2 separate regions of the Homo sapiens genome follow, and region 1 is linked to region 2. A link is an interaction called in ENCODE POLR2A ChIA-PET data of the cell type or tissue named here. Cell type or tissue: OCI-LY7. All regions are shown on one strand. Each heading gives the region's core, and the rest is flanking DNA. Links, peaks and the distances in the headings are about the cores only.

The links. ChIA-PET counts read pairs that join two places held together with the same protein. Peaks named below come from ENCODE experiments on the same cell type or tissue, not always from the same donor. Only the 100,000 strongest peaks of a DNase experiment are listed, where the experiment ranks them.
Region 1: POLR2A ChIA-PET joins it to region 2 with 7 read pairs; 5 of 35 experiments call an interaction of 5 or more read pairs at or near these places.

Annotation. Positions count from the first base shown.
Region 1 is chr18:12,413,766-12,416,676 of GRCh38, forward strand. All of the region lies in intron 1 of PRELID3A (PRELI domain containing 3A), which reads left to right. Among named protein-coding and RNA genes, the nearest start is that of PRELID3A, 7.3 kb to the left of the region's middle. RefSeq lists an enhancer at 1,909-2,859. In OCI-LY7, for the core only: no CTCF peak of the experiment used is centred there; no DNase peak of the experiment used is centred there.
Region 2 is chr18:12,313,538-12,316,448 of GRCh38, forward strand. The region is part of intron 3 of TUBB6 (tubulin beta 6 class V); the gene reads left to right. Among named protein-coding and RNA genes, the nearest start is that of TUBB6, 6.8 kb to the left of the region's middle. In OCI-LY7, for the core only: no CTCF peak of the experiment used is centred there; a DNase peak (open chromatin) is centred at 1,254; H3K4me3 peaks cover 437 bases; H3K27ac peaks cover 969 bases.

The sequences.
Region 1 (2,911 bases), core at 233-2,732, 100 kb after region 2:
TAGAGACGGGGTTTCGCCATGTTGGCCAGGCTGGTCTTGAACTCCTAACCTCAGGTGATCCGCCTGCCTTGGCCTCCCAAAGTGCTGGGATTACAGGCGTGAGCCACCGTGCCTGGCCAAATTATCACTTTAAAGCTCAAATTTTATCTTTGGCAGCAAATGCTATCAGTTGTTTTCCTTGAAGCACAGGCTTACTTTGTTAATTTTCAAGAAATCATCTGCCAGATCCCCAAGTCTGAATAAGCAAAGTTTATCTGTTTATTGTTCTTTCTGTTTATTGCTCTTTCAAGTACAAGAGGCAGGCAGTGGAAAGCAGCAGAGAGACAGGGGCTCCCACTCAGAGTGAACAAGTGCCGGCGCCCCCCAGACACCCCAGAGTCGAGGGACTTGGGCCGCAGCAGCAGAGGGGCTTCTGGTGCACTTCTGTTCCCTCACACAGAATATCAAAGAGAAGAGTACTCAGGGGTCAAGCAGTCATAAAACTAATCACTTGGCCATTTACTCACAGATGTCCCTAAGAGAAACTGGCATTGTTTCCCAAGTGCACAGCAGTGAGGACTGCGGTGACCACATGCAATTTGGAGCCCTGCCTTGATGCTGGGAAGATACTGGCTCTGTCCTTTTATTGCTTTTGCAGAATTAGCGCAAATGTCAATACAGCAAAAAAGGCCAGTCATTGGCCGGGCGCCATGGCTCATGCCTGTAATCCCAGCACTTTGGGAGGCCGAGGTGGGTGGATCACCTGAGGTCAGGAGTTTGAGACCAGCCTAGTCAACATGGTGAACCCCCATCTCTACTAAAAATACAAAAATTAGCTGGGTGTGGTGGCTCATGCCTGTAGTCCTAGCTACTCGGGAAGCTGAGGCACGAGAATTGCTTGAACCCGGGAGGTGGAGGTTGCAGTGAGTTGAGATCACACCCACTGCATCCCAGTCTCACTCTGCAACAGAGTGAGACTTGGTCCTCCCCCCACCCCTCCACCCCCACCAAAAGAAAAGGTCAGTCATGTCTCAGTAGCACTGTGACAACAGTTATGTCTGGAAAAGTTCTTGGAGCCACCAGGGTGTGTGGCCCAAATGCTAAGGAGCAGCTGATGGAGGCCTTGGGTCACTTGGTGGTGGGGTATAGCAGGCCTACTATCTTGTTTTTGGCTGCCTACATCTTTTTTTCTTTCTTTTTTTTAGAGACGGTCTTGCTCTGTTGCCCAGGCTGGAGTGCAGTAGTGCAATCACGACTTACTGCAGCCTCAAACTGTTTGGCTTAAGTGATCCTCCCATCTCAGGCTCTGCAGTAGCTGGGACTATGGTTGCGAGCTACCACACCTGGCTAATTTTCGTATTTTTTGTTGACATAGGGATCTTGCTCTATTGCGCAGGCTGGTCTTGAACTCCTGGTCTCAAGTGAACTTCCTGCCTTGGCCTCCCAAAATGCTGGGGTTACAAGCATAAGCCAACACACCTGGTCTGCCTACATCTTTTTTTTTTTTTAATTTTTATTTTTTTGTTTTGTTTTGAGACAGGGTCTCACTCTGTCACCCAGGCAGAAGTGCAGTGGTGCGTTCTTGGCTCACAGCAACCTCTGCCTCCCAGGTTCAAGCAATTCTCCTGCCTCAGGCTCCTAAGTAGCTGGGACTACAGGTGTGCGCCACCATGCCCAGCTAATTTTTGTATTTTTAGTAGAGACTGGGTTTCACCATGTTGGGCAGGCTGTTCTAGAACTCCTGTCAAGTGATCCGCCCGCCTCGGCCTCCCAAAGTGCTGGGATTACAGGCATGAGCCACTGTGCCTGGCCTTAAATCTTTTTAAGACAGATTTTTGCTATGGAAATTTCACAACTATGCAAACATGGAGAGACTAGAATACTGAGAGCCGGTGCCACCCCCAGCTTAACAGTTACCCTCTGGCAGCCAGTCCAGGGTCCTCTGTGTCCCCACCCACTGCTCCTTCCCCTGGGTTATTTTAGGCAAATCCCAGACATCATGTAATTTCCTCCTTCTTCATCTTCCCGACACTGTTGGTGCTTAGAGAGTCCTTTGTTATTCCTTTTCATTCCCCAGCTCAGAAACCAGCTTCCCTTAGCCCGCCAGGCAGACCCACCACACACATGGTGTCAGAGCACTTGGGACACGTGTATGTGGGGAGCCATCCATGCTGGGTGGCAGCGGAGGCCTCTTGCCCTTGGGGGATAGGATTCCCCAGAGGTCTCCACGAACAGCAGCAGAGGAGGCTCCTGCCGCCTGGTTGGGGATCTCTGAGTAGGCAGTTCTCTGCTCCTCTTGAAAATAAACTTCAGCACATTCCTCTTCTGCCTCAACCAGGCAGCTGAGAACCCTGACTGATTTCGGCAGGGGCGGGGTGTCCATTTTCAGCTTCTCTGGGTAAACTGCTGCCATTAGTGCCTGTGCCAGTTTGTGTCCACCAGCAGCACTTCCTGTTGTCCTATTTCCTATACCCTTTCCAGTACTCAATATTGCCAGACTTGTCTATTTTTGCCCATTGAAAGCGTGTCAGGCTATTTTTGTTCTTTCTGGGTTTTTGTTGTTGTTGTTGTTGTTTGTTTTTTTAGACAGGCATTTGCTCTGTCACCCAGGCTGGAGTGCAGTGGTACAATCATGGCTTGCTGCAGCCTCGACCTCCGGTCTTAGGTGATCCTCCTGCCTCAACCTCAGCCTCCCAAATAGCTAGTACCACAGGGGTGTGCCACCATGCCTGGTTAATGTTTTCTGTTTTTGTAGAGATGAGGGGTCTTGCTATATTGCCCAGGCTGGGCTTGAGCTCCTAGCATCAAGCAGTCTTCCTGCCTCAGCCTCCCCAAGTGCTGGGATTTACAGGCATGAGCCACTGTGCCCAGACAAGGCTATTTTCTTTTCTTTTCTTTCTTTCTTTTTTTTTTTTTTTTTAGACAGAGTCTC
Region 2 (2,911 bases), core at 267-2,766:
TAAAAGCAATAATCACTGGGGAACACATCCTATTCACAACTGTAATAAAAGCTATAAATACCTGGGGACAAAATTTACTACTAACTAGAGGCAAGAGGGAATTAAAACAAAATATTCTCCCACCAGATTGGCCAGTATTTCAGAAGCTGCTAAGACCTAGTGTTGGTGAAGGTGTTTGGGAAAATAACAGCTGTTCAGAGAACTACTTAGTAGATTGAGCAAATCAATAATTTCCATCCAAGAGTTCCAGTTCAAGGAATCTGTTCTGCAGAAATGCTCACACATAGAGATTGCAGATTGGCCTCCAGAAGAGCTGAATCCATTTGCATGCCCACGGGGGGTGTCTGAGAGCTCCTCTTGCCCAGTGTCATCCTTGTCAATTCAGAGGGACTGCTCTCTGAGTACTGTAATAAAGACCTGACTTGGATAACATTAATATTCTGTATTGTGAGAAAGGAAAAAGGACGATCCTACTTTATACAGATCAGCATTGAGTAACTCACTTACTAAGTAGGTATAGACTCAGCAGCCACAGCTTCTTTCTGGACCACATTCCCAGGTCACAGAGTTAACATAGCCAGGAAGAAAGAGCACCGCACCGGGAGAGGGAAACTGAGCAGCTGACCCTAGCTCTGTGCCCGCTGGCAGCATCAGTTCCCTTCTCTGGGGGTCTTCATTTTACTATCTGAAATGAAGGACCCCCCCCAAGCATCTTGGGGTCACAGACCCCTGTAAGAATCTGCGAGAAGAAATGGCCCTATCTCCCCCACTTGTTGTAGAATTCTGCCCAGTCTTCTCCTTGAGGTTCAGTGGATTTTTGGTGAGAATCTGAGCGAGCGGACAGCTAAGATTTCTTGAGTCTGAATTATAGTTGGCTGAGTCTACCGTAGTCTCAGTAAGCTTTACCAGACACAATTCATGTATTTCCAACTAATACACCTTTTAGAAATCACACCTCTTCTTTGATAGGCAGTGTGTGCACATGGTGCGTAGCTGGAAAGGCCATACAGTGAAAACCCACCTCCCTCCCTGCCTGCCTCCCTCGCAGGAGTCCTTCCTGAGATTGGGAAACAGTTACAAGCATATCTGTGAATTTTTATAGATAAAAAAGATCTTAAAGTTTTACATATGTAAAATATATACCTTCTTCAAAGAAGGATATGAAACAACAGTAAAAGACAGGCATAAATGTAGCAGTTTACAACACAGAGTCAACTGTGAGCTCAGCTGTGGCTGAGAATTAATTTTAGCTCTGGGTTTCTGGCAACTAAATCCAAAAAAGGAAGCACAGCAGGTGACACAGCTGACATTGTCTCATAAAGGGGAATATATGCTTTTAATATATTTAAAAGGGAGCTCTCCCCACCATCCTGAGTGATTCGTATTTATTTTTAATTTGTACTTTGCTTTGCTTTTTAAACTTTGCTTTTTTTTTTTAGCAAAAACTAATATAACCACACTCTTAAAAGTTTAAAACTAGAGTTAAAAAAAAATTCTGTATGTTCATCATCTTAGTGTAATTATTGTCAGCACTGAGGTATTTTTTTCACCTTTGTTTCTTTTTGCTGACTCTCATTATTGTAATCATGGTATCATTTATATCTTTTTCCATTGAACATTATATTATAAACCATATTTCACATTTAGTTTCTAAAATCCATAATTTTTAATAGCTCCATAATGTGTAATTAATTCTTTATGCAACTTTATAATGGCCAATAATCAGGAAGCTGTTTCTTTTCAGCTTTTTGCTCTTAAAAGGAATATTGAACATCTTGATTCACTTAAATTTGTCTGTTTCTCACTTTGATTTCAGAATAGATTCTCAAAAAGCAAAATTACTGGGTCAAAGAGTGAAGAGATTTAAGCCCTTTTTACACACTTCCAATTGGATTAATGCCACCAGCAGTGTCTGAGAGCGTAGTTTTTGCTGCACTTTTGCCTGAAATTAAACTTTTCAAAGAAACGTAGCAACTGAATGCTTATTTTATGAGAGACTCAGGGCTTTAAGAACTACTTTATAGGAAATGTAAGAACAGCTCTGAATTTGGCCCTTCTATTCTACACTGACGTAAATTGTCAGCGTAAAACAGAGAAACCTGCACACATATCACGCCAGGACTCACGCATAGAGGAGCCGGAAGGCAGGACATTAAAATGCAACTCAGCGCACGCTGCACTGTTTCCCAGGGGAAGGGTGGTTAGCCGAAACTCATGCCACACCCATTACTGCTTTTTGAGATAAAATAGGAAAAAAGTATATAATTCTACATAGTTGAGTAAGTTCACACTCACACTTGTTACACAGGGCTTCATGTACCAGTGGCCGGTTTTATTTCTTAAATGGGTAGTAGGTGTGTAGAGATTCATATTATTTTTCATATGCTTTTGCATGCCTTAACTCTGTCAAAAAAAAGATATCAGTTGTCTCAAAGGTGTGGTCACGGAAAAGGCAGCTTTCATGGAGAAGGTTTTCAGCAGGTCATGGCTGTCTGGCCCCGGCCCAGTCTGCCCCAGGCCTGGCAGCAACTGAGGGACCCAACCCAGTCTGGATGGGTGCCCCGAGGAGGCCTCACCCACCAGCAGTCAACGCAGTGCAGCCAGGACCTGGCCAGGTCTCAAGAGAGAGTCGAAGCCATGAACTGATCTTTATGACATGAGTGCATCACAAACTATTGAAGTGGTGAGAAGCTAGTTTCTCACAGCTGCCACTTTAGCAATTGTGAGTTTTCTTTGGTTTATTTGAATTGAACATTGGGAGAGTGTAAGGTCTTTCTAGCTGTTGACAAATGGGATCACGAAGATTAAGACAAATTAAGACAGACCTATGGTGCCCATTTAGTTATCTAATTGTCCCTGTAAGCCTTCAAAAATGTTAGAAATGACCTTTGGCACATAAAAACTGTCCCCG